Regions from separate parts of the Homo sapiens genome. Here region 2 is linked to region 1. Evidence: read pairs that join two places in POLR2A ChIA-PET (ENCODE). Cell type or tissue: OCI-LY7. All regions are shown on one strand. Region 1 has its middle 25 kb from the start of LDB1. Region 2 overlaps KCNIP2 (potassium voltage-gated channel interacting protein 2).

Region 1 (5,000 bases):
CAAACACAGTGAAACCCCGTCTCTACTAAAAATACAAAAAATTAGCCGGCCGTGGTGGTGGATGCCTGTAGTCCCAGCTACTAGGGAGGCTGAGGCAAGAGAATGGCGTGAACCCGGGAGGCGGAGCTTGCAGTGAGCCGAGATCGCGCCACTGCACTCCAGCCTGGGCGACAGCAAGACTCTGTCTCAAAAAAAAAAAAAAAAAAAAAAAAAAAAAAAAAAAGAAAGGATAACTAAAATGTAGTATATCCATATAATGTAATATTATTGAGCAATAAAAAAATTAAGCCAGGTGCAGTGACATGTGCCAGGAGTTTGAGTCCAGCCTAGGCAACATAGTGAGACCTTGCCCCTTAAAAAAAAAAAAAAAAAGAAAAAAGAAAAGAAATACTGGTACTTGCTACAAAATGGATGAGTCTTGAAAACCTCATGCTAAGAGATAGAGGCCAGTCACAAAAGGTCATATATTGTATGATTCCATGTATATGAAATGTCTTATAGACATAGATTAACGATTACCTAGGGCTGAGAGAGTGGGGAAAATGTGGAATGACTGCCAACGGATACAGGTGTTCTTTCGGAAGTGATGAAAATGTTTTAAAATCAATTGTGGTGATGGTTGCACAACATTATGAATACGCTAAAAGCTGCTGAATTGTATACTTTATTTATCTATTTATTTATTGACAAGGTCTCACTCTGTTGCCCAGGCTGGAGTGCATTTGCCTGATCTTGGCTCACTGCAACCTTGACCTCCTGGGCTCAAGGCATCCTCCCACCTCAGCCTCTAGAGTAGCTGATTACTACATGCTTGTCTAATAGTTGTATTTTTTTGTAGAGACAGGGTCTTATTATGTTGCCCAGGCTGGCCCCCAGCTCCTGGACTCAAGTGATCCTACCACCTCAGACTCCCCAAAGTACTGGGATTACAGGCGTGAGCTGCCTGGCCCAGCTGAATTGTCATTTTCATTTTACTTTTTTGAGATGGAGTCTCACTCTGTCACTGAGGCTGGAGTGCAGTGGCACCGTGTCAGCTCACTATAACCTCCATCTCCTGGGTTCAAGCAATTCTCGTGCCTCAGCCTCCCGAGTGGCTGGGATTACAGGCACCTACCACCATGCCCAGCTAGTGCTTTTTTTGAGACAGAGTCTCGCTCTATCCAGGCTGGAGTGCAGTGGCGCCATCTCGGCTCACTGCAAGCTCCGCCTCCCCAGTTCACGCCATTCTCCTGTGTCAGCCTCCCGAGTAGCTGGGACTACAGGCGCCCACCACCACGCCCGGCTAATTTTTTGTATTTTTAGTAGAGACGGGGTTTCACTGTGTTAGCCAGGATGGTCTCGATCTGCTGACCTCGTGATCTGCCCGTCTCAGCCTCCCAAAGTGCTGGGATTACAGGCATGAGCCACCACGCCCGGCCATGCCCGGCTAGTTTTTATATTTTTAGTAGAGGTGGGGTTTCACCATGTTGTCCAGGCTGGTCTCGAACTCCTGACCTCAGGTAATCCACCCACCTCAGCCTCCCAAAGTGCTGGGATTACAGGGGTGAGCCACTGCGCCCAGCTGTCATTTTTATTTTTATTTGTTTTGTTTTTGAGACAGATTCTCACACCGTTGCTCAGGCTGAAGTGCAGTGGCACAATCTCAGCTCACTGCAACCTCTGTCCCGGGTTCAAGCGATCTCCAGTCTCAGCCCCCAAGTAGCTGGGATTACAAGCGCCTGCCACCATGTCCGGCTAATTTTTGTATTTTTTGTTGTTATTGTTGAGATGGAGTCTCGCTCTGTTGCCCAGGCTGGAGTGCAGTAACGTGATCTCAGCTCACCGCAACCTCTGCCTCCTGGGTTCAAGCGATTCTCCTGCCTCAGCCTCCCGAGTAGCTGGGATTACAGGTGTGTACCACCATGCCCAGCTATTTTTTTCTATTTTTACTAGAGACGGGGTTTCATCATATTGGCCAGGTTGGTCTTGAACTCCTGACCTCACGTGATCCGCCTGCCTCAGCCCCTCAAAAGGCTGGGACGACAGGCATGACCCACCATGCCTGGCTCCCATTTATTTATTGAGGGGCCTTTTAAAAAACAAAACAAAACCTATTTTGCATAAATTAATTATACAAAAATTATTTATTTATTTATTTTTAGGATCAGAGTCTTGCTATGCTGCCCAGGCTGGGCTCAAACTCCGAAGCTTTTTTTTCTTTTTCTTTTTTTGAGATAGAGTCTCGCTCTCACCCAGGCTGGAGTGCAGTGGCGCAATCTTGGCTCACTGCAAGCTCCGCCTCCCAGGTTCATGCCATTCTCCTGCCTCAGCCTCCTGAGTAGCTGGGACTACAGGCGCCCGCCACCGTGCCCGGCTAATTTTTTATATTTTTTAGTAGAGAAGGGGTTTCACCGTGTTAGCTAGGATAGTCTCGATCTTCTGACCTTGTGATCCGCCCGCCTCGTCCTCCCAAAGTGCTGGGATTACAGGTGTGAGCCACTGCGCCCGGCCTCAAACTCCGAAGCTTTATAAAGGGATCCTCCTGCCTCACCCTCCCCAGTAGCTTGGACTACAGGTGTCCCACACTGCACCCTACTTATACAAAAACATTTTAACTCTTTATCATATTTGCTGCAAATATATTTCTCAGCATATTGCTTTCTTGTTTGTTCTCTTTAGAGGTTTGGTTTCGTTTTTACTTATACATATATACACCAAAGTTGTAAATTTGTATGTAGTCAAACTGGTCATTCTTTCCTTTTTTTTTTTTTAATTGGGATAAAATTTACTCTCTTCCTTTTTGATTTCTTCTATAGTATTTAAGCTTGCAAGTTTATCACCCACACACATATTCCTACAAGGCTGATGAATACTATTTAATCTCATTTTCTTCTAACTTTATTTACTTACATTTAATTCTTTAATCTTGTTTTTCTTTTTTTTTTTTTTTCTTTTTTGATGGAGTCTTCTCTGTCACCCAGGCTGGAGTGCAGTGGCACTATCTCAGCTTACTACAACCTCAGCCTCCCAGGTCAAGCAATTCTCCTGCCTCAGCCTCCCGTAGCTGGGATTACAGGTACCTGCTACCACACCTGGCTAGTTTTTTTTTGTATTTTTAGTAGAGACAGGGTTTCACCATGTTGGCCAGGCTTGAACTCCTGACCTCAGGTTTTGAACTGCTGACCTCAGGTGATCCACCCACCTCGGCCTCCCAAAGTGCTGGGATTACAGGCGTGAGCCACCACACCCGGACTAATTCTTTAATCTTGTATTTGTTTTATTTTATAAGTTAGGATCTTTTTGTGTGGTTTGGTTTGGGTTTTCTACATTACTAGCAGCATGGACCTCATAGCCTCCTAATTAGTTTCCCCTCTCCAGTTCTACACACCACATCAAACTAACCTTATTTAAAAAAAATAAAAAAATTTAAAAAATAACAGATCTGAGTAGGTCACTTCTCTGTTGAAAAACTTTTGGTGGTTTTCCACTCTCTATAAAATTAAGTCTAAACTTCATTGGCCAGGCTGGTCTTGAACTCCTGACCTCAGGTGATCCACCCGCCTCGGCCTCCGAAAGTGCTGGGAGTACAGGTGTGAGCCACCACACCCGGCCCTTTCTCTCTTTTCTGGAAGGCAGGGACCAGCTCTTAAACATGACCTGCATTAGATCCTTTGGTGACAACCCATTACATTTGGATGAAATTCAAAATCCTTGCTGGCTCTGTGACCTTGGGCAAGCTGCTTGACCTCTCTGTTCCTTAGTTTCCTCCTAGGTAAATAAAATGGGAGACAGCTGGGCGTAGTAGTGCATGCCTTTAGTCCTAGCTATTTGAACGGCTGAGGCGTGAGAATCCTTTGAACCCAGGAGTTCATGGCTGAGATGAGATATGATAGCATCATTGCACTCCAGCCTGGGTGACAGTGAGACCCTGTCTCACAAAATATATAAATAAAAATAAAAAATAGGCCAGGCTAGCGGCCAGGTGCGGTGGCTCACGCCTGTAATCCCAGCACTTTGGGAGGCCGAGGCAGGCGGATCATGAGGTCAGGAGATTGAGACCATCCTGGCTAACACGGTGAAACCCCGTCTCTACTAAAAATACAAAGAAAAATTAGCCAGGTGTGGTGGTGGGCGCTTGTAGTCCCAGCTACTCGGGAGGCTGAGGCAGGAGAATGGCGTGAACCTGGGAGGTGGAGCTTGCAGTGAGCCAAGATCGCGCCACTGCAGCCCAGCCTGGGCGACAGAGTGAGACTCTGAATCAAAATAAATAAATAAATAAATAAAATAATAAAAAATAAATAAAAATAAAGATAAATAAAATGGGAGCTAATTGGTCCTCCATATATATGTTCAGGTTCTGCATTTGTGGATTCAACTGACCACGGATGGAAAATATTCCAAAAATATGATGTCAACATCATTATAGAAAAAGATAAGAAAAAAAAATTCCCCCTAAAAGGATGGTTGCATCTGCACTGAACATGTACAGAGATTTTTCCTTGTCATTATTCTCTAAACAACACAATATAACAATTATTTATATAGCATTTACATTGTATTAAGTATTATAAGTAATCTTGAGATGATTTAAAGTATATGGGAGAATATGCATAGGTCATATGCAAAGACTATACCATCTTATATAAGGGACTTAAGCATCCGTGGGTTTTGATATCCATTCTGGAACCAATTCCCCCAGTACCTACATCATACAGTATGGTCAGGTTTTTTTTTGTTTGTTGTTGTTGTTGTTTTGAGACAGAGTCTTGCTGTGTCGCCCAGGCTGGAGTGCAGTGGCACGATCTCCGCTCACTGCAACCTCTGCCTCCCGGGTTCAAGCGATTCTCCTGCCTCAGCCTCCCAAGTAGCTGGGACTACAGGCGCCCGCCACCACGCCCGGCTAATTTTTGTATTTTTAGTAGAGACAGGGTTTCACTATGTTGGCCAGGCTGGTCTTGAACTCCTGACCTGGTGATCTGCCTGCCTCAGCCTCCCAAAGTGCTGGGATTACAGGCGTGCGC
Region 2 (5,000 bases), 270 kb before region 1:
GGCAAGAGAGAGGCAGACAGAAGTCAGGTGAGTTCCCTGCTGGTTCTTGGCCTTCTTCCCTTCACTCCAGGGCCCTCCAGCCTACCCACTCCCAAGTACCTGGAAGAAGCTCTCCACGTGTTCCCTTGGGGCCTCCTCCCGGAGTGCAGGGTACGTGTACTTGCCCATCATGTCATAGATGGACTTCATGATGTCAAGCATTTCCTGTTAGGCCAAGAGAGAAGAGGATCCTTCCTCAGAGCCTCCAGCCTCCCTTGATCCCTTGCTTGTGGGCATATGTGGGTCATATTTCCCTCCCATCACCCTCTGCACGCCACCCCCATCACCGCCACAGACCCCCAGCCCTTCAGTTGCCCTGCACCTCCTTGGTGATGCAGCCGTCCTTGTTAAGGTCATACAGGTTGAAGGCCCAATTAAGCCTGTCATCTACAGTTCCCCGAAGAATCACGGACAAACCAGCCACAAAGTCCTGGGAAGGAGGCAGGAGGGAGCTGTGTCCTCGGGTACTCTTCACCCAACTCCTTCTCTGGGTTTGGCCTGGAGATCCTGGCCCTGAACTCCAGGAAACAGGCTTCCCTGGCCCACCTCGCCCAGCTCACCTCAAAACTGACCGAGCCATCATGGTTGGTGTCAAAGGCATTGAAGAGAAAAGTGGCATAGGTGCTGGAGTCTGCAGGGTGAGTGTGGAGAAGTTGGCTTCCACACAGGAGAGGACTTCCTCCCTCTAAGGAGCTCCCCATACCCCCCATCACCTTGGCATTCCCAGCTCCTCCAGAATCCCTCCCTCCCTCAGCCTAGAGAAGGACAACTGCTTCCCCTTGGGCCTTGTCCCCTCACCTCCTTGAGGAAAGAACTGGGAGTAAATCTGCTTGAAGTTCTCCTCATTGACAATTCCGCTGGGACATTCCTGGAAGGAGAGGGCACCAGGCTGAGGGCAGAGACAAAATCCCCTTCCGTTCACCGCCCCCACCCTCCATGGCCCAAGACTCCCAGGGAGGGGGATAATCTTCAAGCCTCCAGAGGACTCACCACGTGGCTCATGTGATGGGAGGGAAGACTTCTTTCCCAGTGCACAAATAAAAAACATGGAACGAAACTGACAGTCTACAGGCGCCACTTCCGTTCTGGCCCCGCCCCAGAACCTCCAGCTAGAAGTTCAGTCTCAGGGCCTTGCCTCCCTTCCGCCCACACCTCAAGCATCCAAGCCATGCTTTCTGGGAAGCTGTGGACCGGCTTGGGTCCTCCTGTCCCACCCTCGCTGAGTTTGGCCTCGCCTTGCACTCACGTTCTTGAAGCCCCGGTACAGGACCTGCAACTCCTTGCGCGTGAATTTGGTTTGCTCCTGCAGCTGCTCCAGACCCTCAGGCCGGTGACACACGGTGGACAATTCAAATTCATCGTCCACGCTGTCTGCGGGAGCGGTGAGGACAGCCGCGCCTCAGGCCCAGCCTCCGCGACCCCTCTTCAAATCACTGCCCCATTCACCCCCTCCCCGCCCCCCGGTCCCATCCGATGCCGGAGACCAGGCTGCCAGTTCCCTGGGCCCCGAGCCAAGGACACTGAGGTAAGGAGAAAAGATGATGGCCATCTTCGAGGTCTATCAGCGGGCCAAGGCCTGGCCTGGCCCCAGAGCCAGGGATCCGACTCAGTGCTCGCCCCGCGGCCCTCGATCCCTCGTTGGAGGGGAAGGCCCCCAGCCGCATCTTCGTTTTAGAAAGGGAGGAGTGGGAAAAGCCAGTTCAAGAGGGGGCGTCTGAGGGTCAGAGCTCCGGGCCTTCGGGGACCAACTCAGATCCGCCCAGCCCCAGCCTTGCCCCGCCCAAACCCTCCCCTCGTCCCACCCAGCCCCTCCCCTCGCCCCGCCCAGCCCCATCTATCCCAGCCATGCCTGAGCCATGCCCCGCCCAGCTCAGCCAACCTCCATCCAGACCCCACCCCCGGCCCCATCTCAATCCTGCCCCGCCCCCAACGTCCAGCCCCCAGGCAAGTGCCCCCCACCCCAAGATGGCAAAGCCGCCCTGCCCCGCCCCGCCCCCACCAGGAGCGTAAGTCACCTGGGTCCAGCAGGCGGGGTCTGTGGGGGCGGAGGGAGGCTGGGGCGGCTAATGCTGAAGGGAGCGAACTGTCACCGAGAAAGCGGAAGACCCGGCCAACTGCAGACACACACCTGGCCCCTCACACTCAGAGCAAACCTCACAACCCAGCCCGTGCAAAGGCACACCCAACCAGCACAGACACACACGAAACGGACCCCATGCACACAAGCTTGCGGGACTCACGCCTGTCCTTTTCCGAATCCACCCCCGTGTGGGACCCATCTAAGTCCAACACAACAGCATGCTCAAATAACTACAAAGCGGGCCTTTATGGTTTGCAAAATGCAGTATGATCCTATGAGGTGGGCAAGGCCCAACTGAGGAAATGGAGACCTAGAGACAAAGCGAGGTCACTCAACTGGAGATCACTCAGCAGGGGACCAGGCTGGCACAGAAAACCCAAATACCCTGGCGTCTGGAGGAGGGCAGGCGCCATCCTCTACACCTGTCACCATCCTGTCGGGGCATAGGCAACACACATCAGGGGTCCAAAACACGGTGGGGAAGGGGGCGGCCGCACGGAGTTGAAGACACTAACCCAGCTAAGCCACATACAGACCCTCACGGCCGCCTGGTCTACACAGGCCGCCACAGCTACACAGGCTCAGGCCTCAGCCTGGTCACAATGGTCACACCCACACTCTCGGGTCCCACAGTTTTGCGGGAGCGGTGACACACACCCGCTCCCAACTGACCACGCCCACACACGCTGGCTTCAGCCGCACACGCACACAGTAGCCACGCCCCCTTATGCTCCAGCCTTGCCAGCACCCGCCCTCGCCACGCTGGTCACGCCCACACACACACACACACACACACACACACGCACGCAGGCCTGGGGCACGCCCCTCCCCCACACGCAGGCGTGCGGCACGCCTCCCCATACACACACACACGCGCGCGGGCCTGGGGCACGCCCTCCACACACATGCAGGGGTAGGGCACGCCCCCCCACACACACACGCCGGCCTGGGGCACGCTCGCGCGCACATGCACACACATACACACGCACAGGCCTGGGGCAGGCCCCACCCCCACACACGCAGGCCTGGGGCACGCCCCCCCACACATGCAGGCCTGGAGCATGCGCACACTCGCAGGCCTGGGGCACACGCGCACACACTCATGCACAGACACGCACGCACACATCGAGCCCCGCCCCCGGAAGCACATGAGAGGCACTTGCTTTCACTGACTGAGGGCAGGGCTTGGGGCCCGCAGCACGGCAGCAGCTTGAGGAATCGCTGCTTCAGCGCTTTTTTAGTGGGCCCTGGAGGGTGGCCTGGGAAGAGAGAAGACCCCAGGAAGGCACATTAACTCCCATTGTCCCTCTGTTCCCTGTCCCCTCCCCGCCAGTCACAAATCAACCCCATCTGGGGACCGGGCTGGGGGAGGAATTAAGGGGAGGAAAGGAATGGCAAGGGTGGTTGGAATCGGGTTAGGGGAGCCCAGTGAGTCCATAGAGGTGAGGCTCAGGCACTTGGTTTAATGGGACGTGGCCGGTGACAGCGAGGCGGCAAGGATGAGGTGGCAGTGGCCTCAGTGTCTTTGCTGACCTAGTACCCTTGGCTCAAGTGCCATGGCTGGACCTCTCAGGATGATGTCCAACCCAAGGATTGCCTGGGTAAGAACACCTCTCTCATACACACACCTACAGTGACAGGCGTGTATAGTGACATGTAGAACAATACATCACAGTGATGGGTGCCAGTGACAGCTTGATATCCAGTAACTCACACCTGATGGCGTAATATGCATGCTCACACACACACACACAATGACCTGCTAACTCCTTAACACAAACATATACAAATGTGACCTAAGTAAAACAGGATGCATACACATGGAGACCCATATAGGCCATCTCACACACAGCATGATCAAACCACACAAGAACACACAATGCCTCTGGGACATCATGACATGTGAGTCTACAAAGAACACTATGACATTGTGACCTTATAACATTATGAGACATATCAAGGTTGTCATGACACATATCCATATCATACTGTGACCTGGGTCCCCATGGCACCCAGATATCTAAGGCTGTACCTCAATACCTCACCCACAGAGGCTTCATTTTTCCTGGGTACACCCACTTTTCTTTCCTGTAACCCCTCCTCATTCCAAGGTGCCCAGAATCTTTCTGCCAAAGGGCAGGGTTCCTCATCAGCTAACTCATCTACCCTAAACTGTGGCCCCTTCACAGTCTCTTCCAGTATGGCTTGCTCTTTGAGGGTGAAATAATAGTAAACTTTGTGGCAATAAGAGATCTTGGAGGCGAGTATTCTGGTGTATTGTGGGGCTATCCATGGCCCACTGATCATGGCTCCCCTTCCCCTCTTCTCCCTTATTTCTGCACATGCTCTACAGCTCTAATTGCACCCCCAGAGGACCCTCAGTGTTACTGTGTGTGTGTGTGTGTGTGTGTGTGTGTGTGTGTGTGTGTGTGTCTGTGTCTCCCAGCTGCACTGCATCCAGATTCCTGGATCAGATCCCACTGGATCTGACACAGTGACTAAAGTTGGCCTCAGTCCATTCCTGGAGGGGTCCAACTTCCTTTAGTTAAAGGTTACTCCCCCTCCATATACCCCACCCTCCCAATCCAGGCTTCACCCTCCAGATCAGGCCCTGTTCTCAGGAGGTGACTGGGTGAGTAACCACCTCCTCTCCTTCAACACATCCTTACCTCCCTCCCACCCCAGGAGCCATGGAGAGGTGGGAGGGAGGCAGTGGGCCAGGCAGGGGGATCGATGGCATTCCTGGCCTCTGGCCCAGGGCTCCATTAGCCTGGACTCTAGTTTCCCAAAGCTGGATTGCGCCTGGGGCCTCCAATGGTGTAGTTGCCCGACTCGGGGGTGGCTCTCCTGCCCCCCACCCCAGCCCCCTACCTGCTTCTAA

Evidence for each region. ChIA-PET counts read pairs that join two places held together with the same protein. Peaks named below come from ENCODE experiments on the same cell type or tissue, not always from the same donor. Only the 100,000 strongest peaks of a DNase experiment are listed, where the experiment ranks them.
Region 2: POLR2A ChIA-PET joins it to region 1 with 11 read pairs; 8 of 35 experiments call an interaction of 5 or more read pairs at or near these places.

Annotation. Positions count from the first base shown.
Region 1 is chr10:102,092,931-102,097,930 of GRCh38, forward strand. No RefSeq gene overlaps it. Among named protein-coding and RNA genes, the nearest start is that of LDB1, 25 kb to the right of the region's middle. In OCI-LY7, no CTCF peak of the experiment used is centred here; no DNase peak of the experiment used is centred here.
Region 2 is chr10:101,827,790-101,832,789 of GRCh38, forward strand. It overlaps KCNIP2 (potassium voltage-gated channel interacting protein 2), which reads right to left. Exons shown (of 10, transcript NM_173191.3): 2 at 3,283-3,378; 3 at 2,055-2,108; 4 at 1,286-1,410; 5 at 838-907; 6 at 600-670; 7 at 362-469; 8 at 100-204. KCNIP2-AS1 (KCNIP2 antisense RNA 1) reads left to right here. Exons shown (of 3, transcript NR_045118.1): 2 at 71-150; 3 at 392-1,100. Among named protein-coding and RNA genes, the nearest start is that of KCNIP2-AS1, 11 kb to the left of the region's middle. RefSeq lists enhancers at 1-996, 3,051-3,567 and silencers at 1,776-1,825, 1,946-2,045, 2,836-2,915. In OCI-LY7, no CTCF peak of the experiment used is centred here; DNase peaks (open chromatin) are centred at 2,002, 2,842 and 3,242; H3K4me3 peaks cover 2,272 bases; H3K27ac peaks cover 2,294 bases.